Linked DNA regions of Mus musculus: region 2 is linked to region 1. Evidence: chromatin loops called from intact Hi-C (ENCODE). Cell type or tissue: gastrocnemius. All regions are shown on one strand. Each heading gives the region's core, and the rest is flanking DNA. Links, peaks and the distances in the headings are about the cores only.

Region 1 (10,005 bases), core at 1,645-6,644:
CGGTTTGTAAATACTGTTTTCCAATTCATACACTGCCTTTTCACTGTTCATTGTTTTTTTTCGGTGTGCATAAATATCATACCTAAGAAATTATCACCAAACCCAATAACCCAATGTCATGGAACTTTAATCCATTTTCTTCTAGGGCCTTATGGTTTCAGGTCCTTTTTTTTCCTTTCATCTTGTGTGTGTGTGTGTGTGTGTGTGTGTGTGTGTGTGTGTGTGTGTGTGTTGTGTGTTGTGTGAGGGCACATGCATGCATAATGTATATGTGGCACACGTATGCACATGCATATGGAGACCAGGGGTTGATGACAGAAGTTATTTCCAACTCTTTACATTACTCATTGAGTCAGTACCTCTTAGTCAAACCCAGAGCTCACCAATAGAGCTATTCTTGCTAGCCAGCTAGCTGTGGGGATCCTCTATCCCTGCCTTCAGAGTCTGGAATAACAGGCAGATGATATACTCAAATAAATCTTTATCTTTATGGCCATTAATGTCTGTAGCAGTGCAAGGCTGTACAGTGGGAAAAGACAGCATCTTTGATGATGTGAGCTGGGAGAGCTGAATAGCCACATCCTGATTGACATATGATTCCTAGCTTACAGCATAGGGAAAAGCTGAAAGGGGTGAATGATCCGAATGTAAGATCTGGAGGGAGACGCTGGGGAGGCAGCTGTGGTTTAGAATTATTATTATTCTTTTATTTATTTTTATTATCTGTGTTTTGATTATTTATATTTGATTATTATTGATTTTATTTAGGATTATCTCCCTTTTCTTATCCTAACTACAGGTTTGCCAATTTTGTTGACTTTTCAAAAGTACGAGCTCAGCTTTATGTTTCTGTTGTTTTTCCTTCTGTATTCCATTTATTTCTGGTCGAATATTTTTTTCTTTATGCTATTTACCTTGGTATATATTTTTTGAAAGTTTTTGTTCTTTGACATATTTACCGATGCATTAAATACATCTTAATCATATCCACTCCTAATTCTCTCCTTCCAACTACCCCTGATCCCTTCTCTAATGTATCTTCCGTCTATCATCAATTTCTGTCTTTTGATCTATAAGGCACTGAGTCTAATCAATGATATCCACATCATATGTGCATGGCTGTGGGATTATCCACCCAGGCATAGGCAACCTTCCATTTGTCACCCCTCAAGGAAAACGGACTCTGTCACCTGCCACGGTCTTCAGTTATCAATAGTTCTTGGGCTAGAGATGGAGCCTCAGGAGCCCTGTTCACAACCATGCTGAAATTTTCAAGTAGCTTGGTCCGCCTCAGGTAACCACAGCTGCTGTGAGTTCATGTGTACAACAGCCAATGCCCCGTCCGGAGTACAGCATTTCGCAGTGCTCCTCCCCAGCCTGTGACGCGTCCTTCCCACCTCTCCTCTTGTGGTGTTCCTTGAGTCTCGGTAGAGGCAAGGCATATAGATGCTTCACCTAGGCGTGAGTATTCACAATCACTTCTGAACTCTCTGAAGCGCTTTACAGCTCTACAGTATAGAGTAACAAAAACGTATGAACCGAAACATAGATATTTGGTAGCATAAAGGCTGCACTGACTAAAGAGCCTATGATCAGACGATGAGTTCCCAGAAAGGCAACGTGATTTAGTCCACGTCTCAGGAGCACCAGGATATGTTCACATTCAAAACTGACAAGTTCAATAAGAGGGTTCAGAGCAAGAAAATCAATGCAAAACTTCATGATGGAGTCTGTCAAAGCTACAAAGAAGTTCTTGAATGGTGTATAAAGCATGGTAAATACAAATCACTATCAAAGCCTTAAAAATATATTAAGTGCTTACAAAAGACAATGAGAGATTTTGGCCACATGTGTAGGCCATGTGTGCCTTTGAGATTTGTGAAAAATGTGTAAAGATATCATCGTTCAGTTTAATAAAGAGCTTATCCACGTTCATTGCTGTTCCATTCACCATAACTAGGAAATGGAGTAAACAGATGTCCTTCAACCTACAAATGGATAATGAGAATGTGGAATGTGGTGCATGTATGCTATGGAATACCATTCAACTGTAAAGAAAAAAATGAGATCATGAACTTTGAAGGCAAATGGATGAAAATAGAGAAATTTGTATTAGCTATGTAACTCAGACACAGAAAGACAAACATCACTTGTTCTCTCTCACTGAAGGCTCTCATAACTCCAAATAAAATAATTAAATAAATAAATAAAATCCTGGAGTAATTACAGAAAAAGTAAAAACAGGCTATTGCTAGTGTAGGAGATAGGGGAGCAATAAAGACAAAAATAGCAGGATACGCCGGGTGGTGGTAGCGCACGCCTTTAGTCCCAGCACTTGGGAGGCAGAGGCAGGCAGATTTCTGAGTTCGAGGCCAGCCTGGTCTACAGAGTGAGTTCCAGGACAGCCAGGGCTAAACAGAGAAACCCTGTCTCAAAAACCAAACCCAGGAAAAAAAAAAAAAACAGGATACAAATAATCTAGTGAGGGAATAGGGAAGAAGGAGCTCTAAGGAGATGGAGTTAGAGAAATACAGAAGAAGGAGGGAGGGTAAAATAATACTATAATAATAATATCTCTTAAAAGTCATAAAGAAGCCGGGCGTGGTGGCGCACGCCTTTAATCCCAGCACTCTGGAAGCAGAGGCCAGAGGCAGGCGGATTTCTGAGTTCGGGGCCAGCCTGGTCTACAAAGTTAGCTCCAGGACAGTCAGGGCTATACAGAGAAACCCTGTCTCGAAAAACCAAAAAAAAAAAAAAAAAAAGTCATAAAGAGTAAGAACTACTTACATACAATCTATAATAGACACAGTCAGTATATAAACAAACATATGTAGTTTAAATGGATTTTTCTCATCTGAGTTCACAATGCTTCCTCTAAGAGCCAAAGCCCACCTAGAGAAACCCCTGACAACAGGTATGAGATGCCCCCTTTTTTGAGTTGTTGTCCAGGGTTGTCCAAGAGATTCCCAAAAAATACAGGCTACTGCCATTACCTTTGGTTGGCCCCAAGAGGAGGAAGATAAATCTCTATTGTTAAAGATATAATGCATTTTAGACACAGGGCCCAGAAGCACAGTAGTGGCACACGGACCTTGGCAGTAACCAACAGCTCTCTAGTTGGACTTAAGACCCACTCAACAAGAGGGAAACCATTCCTGGTACTGGAAACCTAGCAACTACACAGGGCTAGTGACATCGTGGATCTTGGAGAACGAACAACAGCCATCACTGTGCCACCATAATCCCTAACTAGACTCTAAATATTTGTCTTTATATCAACAAATAACTGTAGTTCTTACCCCTCAAGGAAACTTCTCTTTGCAACAGATAGAGACCATTACATGCAGAGTTGTGTAGCCCACTACCAATGAATACGTCTAGAAAAAAAGCCCAGCCCTTAATGTTCAGGAAACATTGCAGAGGGAAGGGCAGAAAAATCGTGGGAGCCAGACAACAAGGATTTAGGTTGAGGCTATTTCTCTTAGGAACTCAGAAGTTACTCCAATAAGGTTTCACAAGCATGGCTGCCTAAACATGACCTGAACAAGATCAAGAGAAATGGATAAAGGGAACAGGGAAAAGCCTACAAGGCCTTGACCCTACACAAAGAACTAGGGGCAACTAAGGAATGTTGTCAGTGGGAGAATCAATTCTTTCCTAAGTGCTTCGTTCTGAAGGGATAACTATAAGAGAAAGGGGAAGAATGGGGTGTTCAAGGTCTTTTGACTTTAGATGAATCTCAGTTCCTTAAGCCTGTGTATTGGCTTTTTGGGCTCATCTGGTTGCAGGACTATGAGGAGTTCATAGTCTTCAGTTAGGAAGAGCTGAGTAAGGGATTGTAGTCTTCCTGAAACAGATTAGAAAGGAATCTTAAAATACAAGGACCAAAACTTAAAGCTAGAACTATCATGATGAGAGGCCCCCAAAAGGAGGTTATTGATATTATCCATGTGCCCCATAACCTTGTTCATCTGGATGGAGGAGGGGCTGTATTCTGGCTCACAATTCTGTTTTTTTGGTTTTTTTCTTTAACTGTCTGGCATTCTCCCTCAGACATCTGATAAATTTGTGTAGGCGCATCATCCCTCCCCTCTCATAGCACAGACTCCTCCGTTTTCTGCCATAGTGAAATCTAATCTCTGTCTGTTTTATAGTACAGTGGCTGCCAGGGAGTCCAACTGACTATGGCGATTTTCAGTGCTGTTCTGTACCAGTGTCAGATCGGCCTTGATTTGTTGGGGAAAGTGGCTGTGTCGGACTTGGAGTCCAGTGGCCCTTCCTCCTCGACCACAGCTCTTGCCATGGTTACTCCTAACAGCAGTGGAAGTAATATTTCATCCCCTTTGTTCAGATAGGGGTGGGCTGGTGATTTATTTTCTTCCCACGGATGACTGTAAGATCTAGAGCTAAGTACACAACTTGGCACAGGGGGTAATTGATGGGGCAGCCGGACAAGAGGCCACTGGTATACAAAATAGGTGCCATCAGAAGCACTCTTTGAGTTGGAGATTAGCCTGGTGTGCAGTTGGGAGGTCGTACTCAGTTGGCTTATATAGGCAGGGCCCAGAGGCAGGCCTGGAGCGTGGTGTCATTGGTTGAAGGGATTTTTAGTTAAGCCTATGCCCCAAATACGTAATTTGTCTTGCTGTCAGGTAGACCCAACAGTCTTTCTAGATCAGGTTGTATTTTAGAGAGCATCTTGTGGCTACCATTTATGAAAGGCAGCATTTCAAAGAGGGGAGCATGAGGAACAAAAGGGCTGCTTGAGAATTGGCTGTCCTGTTTCTATCTGAAAGAGAGTTTTATTATTAGGGGAGGTGCCAAGACTTTCCATGGATCCAAGGTATGAACAGAGACAGAGATGTCTACAGCCTTCAGCTCCTGGCAGAGGGTAGCCTTTGTAAGGAGGTCATTTTGCAATTAGATAACCATTTGAGGCCAAAATTCCATTTCCCAGAGTTTATAAGCTTTTAAGCTTAATTATCCAAACTATTATTCCTTGCTTCCCCACCCCCGCTCTGATCTATGTCCCAGAGGATTATGGTTACTGATTTGATGTAATCATCGGATCGGAGCCCCAGACCAGCCACCAGGAACGGTGAAATTCTGCAGAAAGACTATAATAGCAGATTTCTACAGTGGACAACATCAGGCCTCAGGATCCTACTCTACATAGCTACAACGTGTTGATGACCAGTCAAGACAGGCTGTAGAGACCTGTACAGTTAAGTTCTGTGTTGCCAGTAAGTCATAACACTATCTGTAAGACACTAGCTGGTTTTTTTTTTTCCTCATCTGCTGTTAAGGTAGACATGAATTATATAATAAACACCCTGACATGTAAGAGACTAAACCTGGAAGAGTGTGATAAATCTTCTCCTGAGAACCCCAGTTTTCCCTCTTTGTGATCCATCTCAGTTATGGGGACTGGAACATGGATAAGGGTAGGAAGAGCATCTCCTGCTGCTACCTCCTTCAAGGGGAACATATGTCATAGGTGAGGATGGTGAAAGGACCAGGGTCTACAGGGAAGCTGGGAGGGCTGAGGATAGGATGGGGAAGGACAATTTCCTATAGTGGTAGATAGAGGGGAGATCAGCAGTCTGTATACGGGAAGTAAAAGAGGGGGGGATGAAGGGATGAGAGAGGTTGAGGGCAGAGGCACAGGAGCCAGATGGGGGTCTGTAGAGTGACCAAGGTAGAAAGTTATCTGCAGGGTCAAAATTGGAGGTTGGTGGAGTTTGAGTGGTTGGAGATGAGACTTTGGTGGATTAGGAAAATGTGTTAGGCAGAAGAAATGTTATATAGAAAGGGTTAGCCAGGCTGGAGAGATGGCTTAGTGGTTGTCTTAGTCAGGGTTTCTATTCCTGCACAAACATCATGACCAAGAAGCAAGTTGGGGAGGAAAGGGTTTATTTGGCTTACACTTTCATACTGCTGTTCATCACCAAGGAAGTCAGGACTGGAACTCAAGCAGGTCAGGGAGCAGGAGCTGATGCAGAGGCCATAGAGGGATGTTCTTTACTGGCTTGCCTCTCCTGGCTTGCTCAGCCTGCTCTCTTATAAAACCAAGACTACCAGCCCAGAGATGGTCCCACCCACAAGGGGCCTTTCCCCCTTGATCACTAATTGAGAAAATGCCTTACAGTTGGATCTCATGGAGGCATTTCCTCAACTGAAGCTCCTTTCTCTGTGGTAACTCCAGCTGTGTCAAGTTGACACAAAACTAGCCAGTACAATTGACCCCTTGTCAACTTGACACACAAACACATCACTAGTAAGCCTCAACCCTTAATTTCTTATTCATCCCCAAGATCTAAACAACTTTAAAAGTCCCACAGTCTTTACATATTAAAAGTCAATCCCTTTAAAATGTCCAATATCTTCTAAAATCCAAAGTCTTTTTACAATTAAAAATCTCTTAACTGTGGGCTCCACTAAAATAGTTTCTTCTTTCAAGTGGGAAAATATCAGAGCACAGTCACAATCAAAAGCAAAAGTCAATCTCTAACCATCCAATGTCTGAGATCCAACTCACAATCTTCTGGGCTCCTCCAAGGGCTTGGGTCACTTCTCCAGCCATGCCCTTTGTAGCACACATGTCGTCCTCTAGGCTCCAGATGCCTGGACTCCACTGCTGCTGCTGCTCTTGGTGGTCATCTCATGGTACTGGCATCTCCAAAACACTGCATGACCCCTTCAGTCCTGGGCCGTCAATTGCAACTGAGGCTGCACCTTCACCAATGCCTTCCATGGCCTCTCACAGTGCCAAGCCTCAGCTGCTCTGCGTGACCCCTTCATGCCTTCAAAACCAGTACCACCTGGGTGACCCTTACACATTACCAAGTCCCACTGCAACAGGAGTACAACCTTGGCTATCTCTGGAACACAGCTTCTTTGTGCTTTCAGAAAACACTTCCCAAAAGATGTCACCTCAATGATGCTGGTCTCTTCTTAATCACCGCTAATTTCTTAGCTCCAGCTAACCAGCATCAATAGTCCCAGTAATGCAAAGTTTTTGCTTTGGTAGTTCTGGTATCTTGTTAATCACAGCTGATTCTTCAGCCCCAGCTAACCAGAACTACAGAATCTTCACAATCAAAACAGCAATGGCCCTGAAAAGAGTCTTTAATTTTCCCTCTGAAATTTCACAAACCAGACCTCCATCTTCTGCAGTGTTCTCAATATTATCTTCCAAGCTCCTACACAACATCCGACAGAGCTCTTAACAACGGATGGATCTTCAAGCCCAAAGTTCCAAAGTCCTTCCACAGTCCTCCCCAAAACATGGTCAGGTTGTCACAGGAATATCCCACTCTGCTGGTACCAATTTGTCTTAGTCAGGGTTTCTATTCCTGCACAAACATCATGACCAAGAAGCAAGTTGGGGAGGAAAGGGTTTATTTGGCTTACACTTCCCCTTTGCTGTTCATCACCAAAGGAAGTCAGGACTGGAACTCAAGCAGGTCAGGGAGCAGGAGCTGATGCAGAGGCCATAGAGGGATGTTCTTTACTGGCTTGCCTCTCCTGGCTTGCTCAGCCTGCTCTCTTATAAAACCAAGACTACCAGCCCAGAGATGGTCCCACCCACAAGGGGCCTTTCCCCCTTGATCACTAGTTGAGAAAATGCCTTACAGTTGGATCTCATGGAGGCATTTCCTCAACTGAAGCTCCTTTCTCTGTGGTAACTCCAGCTGTGTCAAGTTGACACAAAACTAGCCAGTACAGTGATTAAGAACACAGACTGCTCTACCAGAGGCTCTGAGTTCAATTCCCAGCAACCACATGGTGGCTTGCAACCATCTGTAATGGGATCCGATGCCCTGTTCTGGTCACAGTGATCTTACATACATAAAATAAATAAATCTCTTTTTTTAAAAAAAAGAAAGGGTCAGCCAAAGAGCTTTGTACACAAAGGACTTTGGGCCACTTTCCATTCTGTTTTATGAAGCTACTTAAACCAGTTAAGATATTAGAATTAAAATTCTGAACTCTGGCCAACGGTTATCATTGTCCAGGGTATATCAAGGCTAGATTTGCATTGAAAGATGAAAGTGACTCACAAAGTTTCCATTCTCTTTGTTGGATCTCCTTTAAGTTATCCTGTAAAGAGACTTTTGGCTGAGATAGTTCCCAGGCAGGTGAGGGATCAAGGTTTTAAAAATGAGGGTCAGATCCAGCTTCCAAGGAATCCCTCACGTTTCAGATTGACCAAATGTGCCTAGAAAATAGGACAGGCATCCCCAGACTCATACCTTCCAGGAGTCAAGAGATTTCCCAGTCATTGGGAAATTCTGAGTTTTGGAGCCTGTGGGGGCCTGTGGAAAGTTCCTGGAACTTTTGAGAGAATCTCAAAATCGAGAACAACTCCTGTGAGGCCCAGAAGAAACTTAACCAGGGAGCCTCCTAGTTAGGTCCCATGAGTCACCCTGACCAACATTTGGCTTTATTGGATGCCTGACCAAATGGAAAACAGCCTCTTATTTGGAGGTCTGACTATGTCGAGATGAAGCTGAGAAAAGTGGGAGAAAAAGTCTTAGATTTTTCTCGAAGGAAGGGAGATGATTCAGACATTCCACTTAGGCCGAGAGCTCTTATTCCTGCACATTTACCAGTTGTGCGTCTCTGTTGATCGCTACATATTCTAAAATGTTTCTCCAAGAAAAGCTGACAGGTGCACTCACTGGCCAGGCATTCCAGGCCAGACTCCAAGGGATCAGTGTGGTAGGTTGGGCGGTTTATAGGTGAGCAGGTGAACACGTATTCTCCACGTATAATACTTTCTTTGAGATGTAAAATTAGTCTACTTAAGAACTTTATTCTTTCTTAAATGCAGTTCTGTAGGTGTTTGTTACCTTTTTTAAAATTTTTAGTACTTTCTATTTGAACTCCAAACATTTTGACGTCTTTGTTTTATTTTCATTTACATTTGTCAATTCCTTTGTGATGTAGTGATTGGTTGGTTGTTTAGGAATGTGTTGTTTCATCTCCACATTCTTTGCTATTTCCCAGGCTTGCTTTTACTCCTGATCTTTAGTTATGTGGTTGGACAAAACACTTGGTCTGGTTTACACCTTAAACATTTTGTGGCTATTATATATATTCTTTGTATATGGTGCAGTATCCCATACATACATTTTATACACATGTATCCTGTGTGTTGAGCATAGCCCCTCATAGTCCTATTTATCTCTCACATTTTCTTTATCCACTCCTCTATTGTTGGAGTGTAGGTTGGTCCCCTGGGTTAGCTACTGTAACTAGTGCTCCAACACACTGATGTCCAAGAAGAGCTTCTGTCAGATGTGTCTGGGTAAGCATGTAGATTGTTGGACTGGATCATATGGTAGATCTATTGTCAGTTTTTAAGGCACTTTCATGTTAATTCCCATAATGGCTAGACTAGCTAAATCTTTATCCTTGCCAGCATCTGTTGTTAGCTGATACTCTGACTGGAGAAAGATGGAATCTCAATGTAGTTTTTAATTACATTTCTCTGATAGCCGGTAGTGTTATAAACTTTTTTGGTCTTTGTCGTTCTTTATTTTTATTTTATTCACTTTACATCATGATCACAGCCTCCCCCCCCCACCCCCCGCCACTTTACACCTCTCCTTCTCCTCAGAGAAGAGGAAGCCCACCCCACCATGGCACCATGGGTACCAACCCACCCAGGCACATCAAATGGCAGCTGTACTAAGGCATCCTCTCCCACTGAGGACAGAAAAGGCAGCTAGGGAATGGAATCCAAAGGCAGGCAACAGAGTCAGAGACAGCCCCTGCTCAAATTGTTAGAGGATCCATCTAAATGAAGACCAAGCTATGCATCTGCTACATATGTGTAGGGAGCCAGCCCACGCATGCTCTTTGGTTGGTGGTTCAGTCTCTGTGAGCCTTCATGGGCCCCGTTAGTTGACTCTCTAGATCTTGTTGTGGTGTCCTTGACCCCTGTATCTCCCTCAATCCTTCCACCACACACAAACTCTTTCACAAGACTCCCCAAGC
Region 2 (10,005 bases), core at 2,104-7,103, 76 kb after region 1:
CCAGCTCTTTCTGTCTATGTTTCTGTGTCCATGACTCTGTGGGTGCCTATGCCTGTGAGTGCAGGTACCACTGGTGGCCAGAAACTCAGATGCTGGTTGTATGCTGCCTAATGTGTGTTCTGGGAAACCAATGAAGGTCCCCTACTCTTAACCACTGAGCCAGCCAGCTAGCCACCTCTCCTGCCCAGCCAGCTCTCTTAACATGCCTGTCATTCAGAAGATTCTCTTAAAGCCATAGGAGGGTGGGAGGGGTAGCGCTGTATGAGAAACCCCAAAGCACAACAAAGTACAATTCCTAACAACAGGAGATGCTCCAAGTTGCAAGGCTCCAGGCTTTAGAGACCCTGGATCTCCCAGGAAGTAGTTCTGTTCAAGGGCATTCCTGTATAAAGGGCTTGAGGCAATCTAGGTCAGGTCGGATTTAAAAGGTGACAGGTGACCAGCACCCAACAGGAGAATATGAGCAGCATCAGGAGGAACTGCCTGTACCCCTCAAGACTCTCCCCTGAACCTGCCTGTGTGTATGGGCAGGTGCTGGCAGCCTGGAGGCCAAGTCCTACCTGCCGCCGTTACACACACCCCAAGATCCATCGAGGAAGGAGAGCTGGTATCAGCTCTCTGTATCCGATAGAGAGTGTCGGGCACCAGGTATGCAGCAGACTTCTGTGAAACAGTTTACTCCGGGACCAAAAAGAAAAAGGCAAAATGGGAGGGCAACAGGCACAAAGAGAAGAAGCCTGAGTACTTCCTCTGGCACAGTGGGCTAGGCTGTGATGTCTGGCACAGCACCGAGCCAGCAGCTGCTCCCGGGGATCTGTGGAGGAGATCCCCAGAGCATCACCTGCTGCTCTGTACACACAGGCCCTGTGCCTACCCGGGGATGAGGATGGAGGACGTTTCTCCTGTGCAAAAGAAGCTCCAGTGGCACCAAGGCCTCGCTCGGGGCTGGGTGGGGCATAGTGATGGGATGTGCCAGCTGCACTGTTGGCAGCTCTGCCCCACATCCCCAGGACCCTGTAAGCAGCCGAGAGAGACTCTGCACCTGTGGTAATCGCTGTGCCCTCCTCCTCTCTGCTCCTCTTGTCCACCCCGCCCCCACCCTGGGTGCCTCCTAGTTGCTTACGTTCTCGGTTATCCCACGCTAGCGGCAGGAGCCCACCAGAGAGGGGCAGCTTCATCTTCACATTTTGCCAGTTTGCCTGACTTGTCCAACCCAGAGACCTGAAGTGTGGGAGCCCATCGCAGATGGGGAGTCAAGGCCCATCAGAGTGCTGGGCCTCAAAGCTGGGATTTTGACTAGGAATGAATTTTCATATCCTTCCTTGCCACAGCCGTGCTGTCGATGATGCTGCTAGAGCTTGATGCCTGCACACTGGTGTTACAGGGGAAAAGAGAGATCCAGAGGAAACCAGTGCCCCCATCTGACCCACGGATGGGGGCTGAGCCAAGGCAGATCCAACCCTCAGCGCCCTGTCCCTTCAGGCTCTGTAAGAGAAGCTACTTCAGAACTGGGTTGTAGCAGTTGGCTAATACTTGATTTCAAAGTCAGCCTGCAAGCTAAAGGCAGCACCCCTGCAGAACAATCCCAGGTGCCAGTCACCAATGTTCTTGCTGCATCACACAACACCTAGCACCTGGGGGAGGCTGAAAGGGACTACCTCAAAGTCTTGAACAGTGATTACCTGACCTGCCCCAACTGATACAGAGGGTTTTGTGTTTTTGTTTTTTTTTGGGGGGGGGTGGTTTTTGGTTTTTCGAGACAGGGTTTCTCTGTATAGCCCTGGCTGTCCTGGAACTCACTTTGTAGACCAGACTGGCCTCAAACTCAGAAATCCGCCTGCCTCTGCCTCCCAAGTGCTGGGCTTAAAGGCGTGTGCCACCACCACCCAGCTGACTCAGAGGGTTCTAATTAACTGGGGAGAGGGAGGTCCCATGAAATTGCCAGCAGGATATAATGAAACAATTTATCCAGAGTTGATTTCATAAAGCAAACACATTGGAAATGTCTTTTTTTTTTTTTTTTTTTTTAAACCATGGGGCCAGATTATCTGACTTTTTATTTTAAAGAAAGAAAAGGGGGGGGGGTGTCATTTCTAGAACAGCTGCAGAGCGGTAGGGATCCCTGCTTCACACCTTCAAGGCCAGCCAGAGAATTTCTTACAGGATCACAGGCCCACTGACCCAACAGATGTCTCCAGTTACTGGCAATTTATACCAAGCATTTTCTGGGAAAACCATTGTGTTCAAAGGTCTAGTCTGAGAACAGGCTTTCCTGCAAAATTTCCATAGCCACAGGTATAGTCCCTTCAGTTCTGCCTGCAGCTGCTCACAAGTTTGGGAATTCTGCTCAGGAAGCCATTTAGGAGACAAGGCCAGTCCTAATTCCAGACCCAGCCCTGGCCACTGCTTCTACACAGGCCCTTCCTTCCTCCTTGAACCCTGTCTTGCCGCCTCCACCCTATTTCCTATGCCCTTTGCTACCGGGCCTGGAGCAGGACCCCAAGGGAGCTACAAGGAGCTAATCCAAGAGACACTCAGGAAAGAGAGCAAGGCAAGTGCTATACTCTATACATGCAGGATTACAAAGACCTTTCCACTGTAGCTTTGCAAGGGATTTTATCCCACATCTATCCCATGCTGCTGGTGATAAGGGAGGTTTGGTGACAGGACAACTCCCAGAGCTGGAACCCTGTCCCAAACCCTGTCCCTCTCCAGCAAGCTCTGGTTCAGGGTGGCGCTCCATGATCGGTGGCATCTACAGTTGCTTCATTCATCTGGAGGAAGGTTAGGATGAGGGTGTGTGTGTGGGAGGGGGTGGGGGGAGCACATGGAACTGTCTGATGTTTTCACAAGCAACAGACAGGGAGGTTTAAACACAGCTAAACTCCTGAAGCCATGTTTGGATGCAGGCAAACTGCATACTCTATGGAGTACCAAAGAATATGACTCTATAAGCACAGCAAAGAAGCATGGAATATTCTGGGGTAGATACAGTGTCTGACTGTCCTTTCTGAAACCCTTGTATTTTCAACTGAACTGGTTCAGGCAGTCATAAAGAGTATAACAATACACAAAGCCATGTACATACCTACCAGCATGCAAGCAAACACACACACACACACACACACACACACACACACTCTTTCTCAAAATCTCCCACCCCCAAACCATCCCCCCAACCTGACAAGGAAGTAGCACTAATTTGCACACGTTGTTTGCACATGTTGGCACACTTGCTTAGAGAGGTCAAATGGAGCACACGCCAGACATTTCATAACAGTGTTTCCCCTCCTTTTACTAAGGGTTACAAAACACATTTGAAATTTTCCGTTTCTCTGAACCCCTATAAAACGACAATAATCAACACTCTTGTTTTCTGTGGGGGGAATATGCAGCCATCACAGACAGGCTCTCTCAGGAGCTCCGCCCTATTACTACTGGAGATATATGCGACGGGAGAAATAGCCACTGTAAAAGCTTTCAGATGCAGAATGCTCTGTCAAAGCTCTTCTCCAGGCTATCAAGCTATGAGGGAGAGTGAGCTGAACCCAAAGAGCAGACATTTCCATCTCTTCCCACTCAATCCTTAGGTCGCAGAACTGCTTTCCAAAGGAACAACAACAGTGTGTCTATCTTCCTGGCTCCTCGTCCCCAAGCTGCAGAGAGCCACATGGGGGCCTGCTTTGTCATCCTGAACTGAAGGGACCATATCCCATTTCAGAAGCCAGCATCAACAGTCTCTGTCTGGGTATTACACAGAGAAATCATGTCTCAAAAAATCAGAAAGAAACAGAGTGTGTGTGTGTGTGTGTGGGGGGGGGGGGGGACGGGTGAAAGAGAGAGAGAGAGAGAGAACTTGCAGTCATCCGGCATATATAAACTGCTCTGAAGTTTCAACAATAAGCTCCCAGCTTCAACAATAGTCTGAGAAGGATGTTGAAGAGGATGGTCAACAGCTCACGGGTGCTCAGCATCTTCTGACCTTATGACTACAAATGAGAACAGGAGAGGACAGCACTCCACACGTTCATGGCAATGTTAGAATCAGAAAGTTGCCAGCACTGAGTGCTGCTGGACCAATTCACTCTCACACTAGGAGAGAGAAACAGCCACTGTGCAAAGTCTCCCACAGAGTCTTATGAATTTATACAACCTTATACACAACACCCTAACCCCACTCATAGGCCTTCACCAAGGTGAACTAAAAATAGATTTCATACTAAGACCTGTACACAAACCTTAAAACAGCTATTCGTAACTATCTCAAATGGAGGCATGGACTTTCTACAGATGGAGAGACAGATTTTGGTGTATCCACACAATGGAATATTATTCAATGGTTAAAAAGAAGCTCCTGACTCACAACAAAATGGATAAGTTATGAATGAACTTTGCTAAGGTGAAACAACCAGACATAAAAGGCTGCACTTCCCATGGCTCTATTTATATTTCATTCTGTAAATCACAGACCTATAGACAGAAATCCCACCAAGGACAGAGGGATGTGAGACTGGTTAGCGTCTATAAGGGGATGAACAGGGTGACTTCTATAGTGGTATAAGGACAGTAAGTAGATAAAGACTGCATTTGTCAGTTCTGGGGTTGGGGGTAACCTTAGTGCAGTCTCCATCTCAACCCAACACCATAACAACAACAACAACCACCACCACCCCAGCACTTGGAACTGTATTCACAAACAAGGCATTTCAGGCTACACAAATAAACACCAACCAGGAAGCTGGGGAATCCCAGGCTGGGACAGACTGAGTCACATGCCTTTGTGCAGGGTGGGACAGCAGCTGACCTAAGTTACTGGGAACACAGTGCTGTGACTGGAAACTCTTTAAGAGCAGGCAAAAGGACCTGCACTGTAGTCAGCAAAACATCAACTCTAAGCGTGGTCTAACAATCTACACCTGCCTCCCGGGTGCACTAAGGAAAGGGGACACAGGTAAGGCCACTGCTGGGGGGTAGATGTAGAGGGGTCACAGAAAGGGGCAGTCCACTGGGAGTCTAGTCCCAGAGGCTGGCCACAAATAAGAAGAGCTAGATATGGAAGGACAGAGAGATATGGTGTATTTCGTTAATGTGTTAAACAATGTAAATGTTACACACACACACACACACACACACACACACACACACACACAGCTCTACGCAGAGTGGCATAGTGGCAGCCACACCCCAGTCACAAGGAGCACACCCAGATCCTGGATTCTGATACCATTCTGCAGTGAGAGGAAACAGGGTCCTTTGGATTTGATCTGTGGGCTGGGACAGGAAAAGTCCGTAAGCCCGAGCATCATATAATGCCAGAAAGTCAGGAAACAGACAAAAATTCAAAAACGAAGGGGCATGTCAAAAGGACACAGGAACAGGCCTAAAGAGTCCCTGTCCAGGGCTGGGATATTTGAGTAACAACATAAATAGCACTAAATTCACATGAACTGGATTCCCCACAGGCATGAAATGGAAAGACTCTTCCTTTCTGCTGTGTTTACCTCCGAAAGCCACAAACCCAGTCCAACCATGAGAGAAAGAAAGATCAGACAGCTACAGGCTGAGGGACAGTCTACAGAATACTTAGCCTGTGTAGAATTGCTATTCTTGTTGCTGTGTCTAAGTACCTGACCAGAGATGTAAGGAAGACTTTATTCTGGGCTCAGGGTTTGGAGAACAACAGTTCATCGTGGCAGGAGGCAGGAGCACCGGGCAGCTGGTTACATTGCATTCTCGGGTAGCAGAACGATTAATGCTGGTGTGTGTCTGCTTTTTATATAGTCTGGGACCCCAGATCATCAGGTGGTATCACCCACACACATCAGGTAGGTCTTCCCAGAGAAGTGTCTCCTGGGTGATTCTAAATCCAGTTTGGTTGACAGTGAAATTGAACATCATAGCCAATACCCCTCAAAATTGTTGAAGGTCTACCTCTTTTTGACTTGGCATGGCTGCTGCACTAATGAGCTCACATCCTCTGACGTTACCTGCACAAGATCAAGCCTGTGCGCATTCTAGCATGGGCCAGGGAAGGGCTCACGAGCTCCTACCACCAGCTGACAAGCTATGTGGCAATTGATGGGTTTTGGCTGCTGTGGTGGTGGGACCACCATTTTTTAGGGTTGTGGCCACTGGTAAGTTGTATGTGCTCTGGTGGGTGAATGGCCCCATACCCATCTGCAGAAGGGCAGCATTAACTGGACTCATTGCCTTGTTTTTTTTTTTTTGTTTTTTTTGTTTTTTTTTTTTTTTAAAGAATAATAAGGATTAAAGAAAGACAAGCTGAAGGGGTAAGGGAAAATGTGAGAGGAGAGTTGGGGACCAAGAATCAATAGACACATGGTATGTGTGTATGAAATTGTCAAAGAATAAATAAAAGTGTTTATTAAAAAAAAAAAATGGTGCCGGGCGTGGTGGCGCACACCTTTAAGCACTTGGGAGGCAGAGGCAGGCAGATTTCTGAGTTCGAGGCCAGCCTGGTCTAAAGTGAGTTCCAGGATAGGCAGGGCTATACAGAGAAACCCTGTCTCGAAAAACCAAAAAAACCAAAAAAACAAAAACAAAAACAAAAACAAAAAAAACCCTGGCAACACTGGGCATGATGGCAGTGCTCGCCTTTAATCCCAGCACCCAGGAAGTAGAGGCAGGTGGACCTCAGTGAGCTGCAGGCCAGGCTGGTCTCCATAGCAAGTTCCAGCCAGGGCTATACGGAGAGTTGGGATGAATTGCTTCTCTTCTACCAGGCCCAGGAGTCTCAAAACAAAACAAAAACAAACAAAAACCAAAACCATGAAAAAACAAGTCAAATCTTAGATGGCAGGGGGGACCCAGGGAAACATGATCACCATAGTCCACTTAATGGATGACAGACAATGATGTCCTTTGCCTTCAGTGATCATAACAACGGTCACATGGCTCTACTTGGAGTAACAACGTATTACTGCTGACCTAGTGCAAATGGCTAAATCAGGTTCAATAGACAGAAAAAGATGAAGATGGATAAACTAATCTCTTCGGCTCCTCAACTACGTTAAGAGCAACCCACGGTGGTCACTTCTATCAAGCAGACACTTTCCTAATGAGTCGCTTCCCACCTGGAAGGTAGGCACACGAACCATCTGCAGTGGGTTGCAAACGCTACCACTAGCCCAGCAACCATTCTTCAGAGGGACGGACTTCAGTTTGAGAGGCTGGCTGTTCTTTGCAGACTGCCCTAGACCTGGCTTGGTGAACTGCTTCTAGGCGCATTTCCTTTAAAAAACGAAAAAGGCAGGGTATACTTCCTTCACTCTCCCTTTCTTCATGCCCTGGTTATGTTCCAATGCTTCTAATACAATAGGAGCAGATGTCATCGTGTCCCATGCTGTGACAATGGCCCAATCTGAATGCTGAAAAATTACTGCAGTGAAAAGTGGGAATGAGCTCAGACCTCTGGTCACCGTCTGTGGCTGTTACACCAGGCCTGGATTGTCCATGTAGGGACCTAGAACCAGAAGGAAGGAGTCCTGGGACCTGGGCCTGGTAGAAGAGAACCAATTCATCCCAACTGTCCTTTGACTACCAAGGGCATGCCTCCTCCCCCCCAATAAATAAACAGTTTGTTCATCATCTCTTTTCTAGCTCTCAGCTCTCCCTAGACCTCCCGTGTTAGACCTAAGGCCAACAGGAACTCTGGGTAAAGCTGATTTCTGATTTCCACAGACACAAATTAACAGACAAAGCAAGAGATAAAGGGCAAGGGTAACACTTAGAAGCTGGAGCTGAGACAACAGAGGCAGTGAAAGGGGGCACTCCTTACCCTATACAATGTACCCAACCCAGGGGATCAGAAGCCTCTGGCAGCTATAGGATTGAGAACATTATTAAAGGCAATGCAAACACAGGATCCCTCTCCTCATGGCTGCCTGCCCACCCTTCCCATACCTGCTACAGCAGAGACTAGCTAATGGAAGGCTTTGAACAGCAAGTCTTCTGGCTCAGGGTGTGGCAGTTTTCTCAACAGAGCCTGGGGAACAGCTCACAGGCTAGATGTAGCCACCCTAAAGTCCGCCCCCTCCCCAATTTGGTTCTGACTCCACCCCTACCCCCACCCCGCAGGGCAGCAGACTCCTCCCTCAGGCAAAGGCCTGAAGAAAATGGCCTAACAGACCTCTACCATCAGAGCAGCACCAGACACCGGAAAACTCAGCCCCTGGCCCTGTAGGTCAAAAGACAGTGGAGAGCAGGGGAAAAGAGTCAGGAATGAGAAACACACTTCCCAAGCTCCCACTACAATCCTGAGGCTGAGCACGGCAGGAGCGGAAGAGGAAGTGCACAAGAGCCGCAGAAGCCTGAGGCAATAAGCAATGGAAGAAAGTGGGTCAGAAATGAAAAGCCCGGTTAGCGTTAGAACAAATGCTGAAGGAAATTCAAAGAGAACAGCATATGGGACAAATGGATAAGGAGGGGAAAGAAGAAATGAAGGCCAATCCAAATAGTTTCAGTCCCTGGCAATGGAACTCCACCCCCACCCCAGGCTGGCCAGATAGCTCATGAAGCAAGTATGTAAGGATACCCTTCACAAGCCACGGGGGGGGGGGGGGGGGGGGGGGGGGGGGGGGGAAGCGGCGCACAGCAGGCATGCTCACAAATCTACCCCTCCCAGAATTGGAGTGATAGCTCAGTGGTTAAGAGCACACTCTGCTCTTATACAGGACCTGATGTCGATTCCTAGCACCCACACTTGGCAGCTCATAACTACCTGTAACTCCAGGTCTAGGGTATCAGACACCCGCCTGCAGACATCTGCACCCACATACACAAACCCACACAAACACGAACATAATTGAAAATGAGAGGGAGTGGGAGGACAATGCAAATTCTGTATGCACGTAGAAATTCTCAAGGACTGGAGAGATGGCTCAGTGGGTAAGAGCACTGACTGCTCTTCCAAAGGTCCTGAGTTCAATTCCCAGCCACCCACATAATGAGATCTGAAGCCCTCTTCTGGTGTGTCTGAATACAGCTATGGTGTACTTATGTATAATAAATAAATCTTTGGGCAGGAGCGAACAGGGAATGAGCAAGCGGGGCTAAACAGAGCGAGCAGAGGTCCTAAAATTCAATTCCCAACAACCACATGAAGGTTCACAACCATCTGTACAGCTACAGTGACTCATATACATAAAAAATAAATAAATCTTAAAAATAAGAAATTCTCAAAAAACTAAATTAAAAATAATAAAGATAAATCTTTAACAAAAAAAAGTATTTGGGCTGGAAAGATGGCTCAGTATTTCAAGTATTTTCAGAGAACCTGGATTAGGTTCCCAGCACTCACATGGCTCAGTTCCAGGAGATCAAACACCCTCTTCTGGTCCCCACAGGTGATCAGGCATACATGTGGCACGTACACACACATACATACATGCAGGCAAACATCCACAGATACAAAACAAAAATAAACAAGTCTTAGGGAGGGGGGGGAGGGGAGGGGAGGGGAGGGGAGGCAGGACAGAGACAGAGAGACAGTCCAGAGAGGAGCCAAGCAGGGGAGACACAAATGGCCAGCAACAGAAGGGCTCTAGCCTTAGCAATGTGGGTTTCATAGTCCCAAGAAAACTCTCACAGGCAAATCTGAACTACCAAGACCAAGATGGAGCCATTTCCCATCCTCTAAGCCCACTCCACACCCTCCTCAGCAGCAGTGGAGGCATGCCCCACTGCTGAAGATGAAGCACACATGAGCTTCCACCCTCCGAGGGACACACCAGCAGGAGCCCAGGCCCAGGAAGACATCTGGAAAACCAGTAACAGAGAAACCTGTGCCAAAGACAACTAGATTTGAGTCGATGGGGGGTAGGAATGAGGCACACACACGTGTTGTACAGGTCCCCTGCAACTCACATGCAGTCACCTACAAATGGATCCTATTACCATGGGAGAGGAGCAAAGGTGCCATGAGTGGGAGGTAGGGGGGGCGGCATCCTCATCTGCCATCACGTAAGTTGAGAGATAAAGCCAGAC

Evidence for each region. Peaks named below come from ENCODE experiments on the same cell type or tissue, not always from the same donor. Only the 100,000 strongest peaks of a DNase experiment are listed, where the experiment ranks them.
Region 2: it touches region 1 in a loop (7-fold over the local background); 3 of 42 quality-filtered maps call a loop at or near these places.

Annotation. Positions count from the first base shown.
Region 1 is chr7:63,825,379-63,835,383 of GRCm38, forward strand. The region is part of intron 2 of Gm39023 (a long non-coding RNA gene); the gene reads right to left. It also overlaps the pseudogene Gm44720. Among named protein-coding and RNA genes, the nearest start is that of Gm39023, 22 kb to the right of the region's middle. In gastrocnemius, for the core only: no CTCF peak of the experiment used is centred there; no DNase peak of the experiment used is centred there.
Region 2 is chr7:63,900,606-63,910,610 of GRCm38, forward strand. The region is part of intron 1 of Klf13 (Kruppel-like factor 13); the gene reads right to left. Among named protein-coding and RNA genes, the nearest start is that of Gm27252, 9.2 kb to the left of the region's middle. In gastrocnemius, for the core only: no CTCF peak of the experiment used is centred there; no DNase peak of the experiment used is centred there; H3K4me3 peaks cover 2,801 bases; H3K27ac peaks cover 5,000 bases.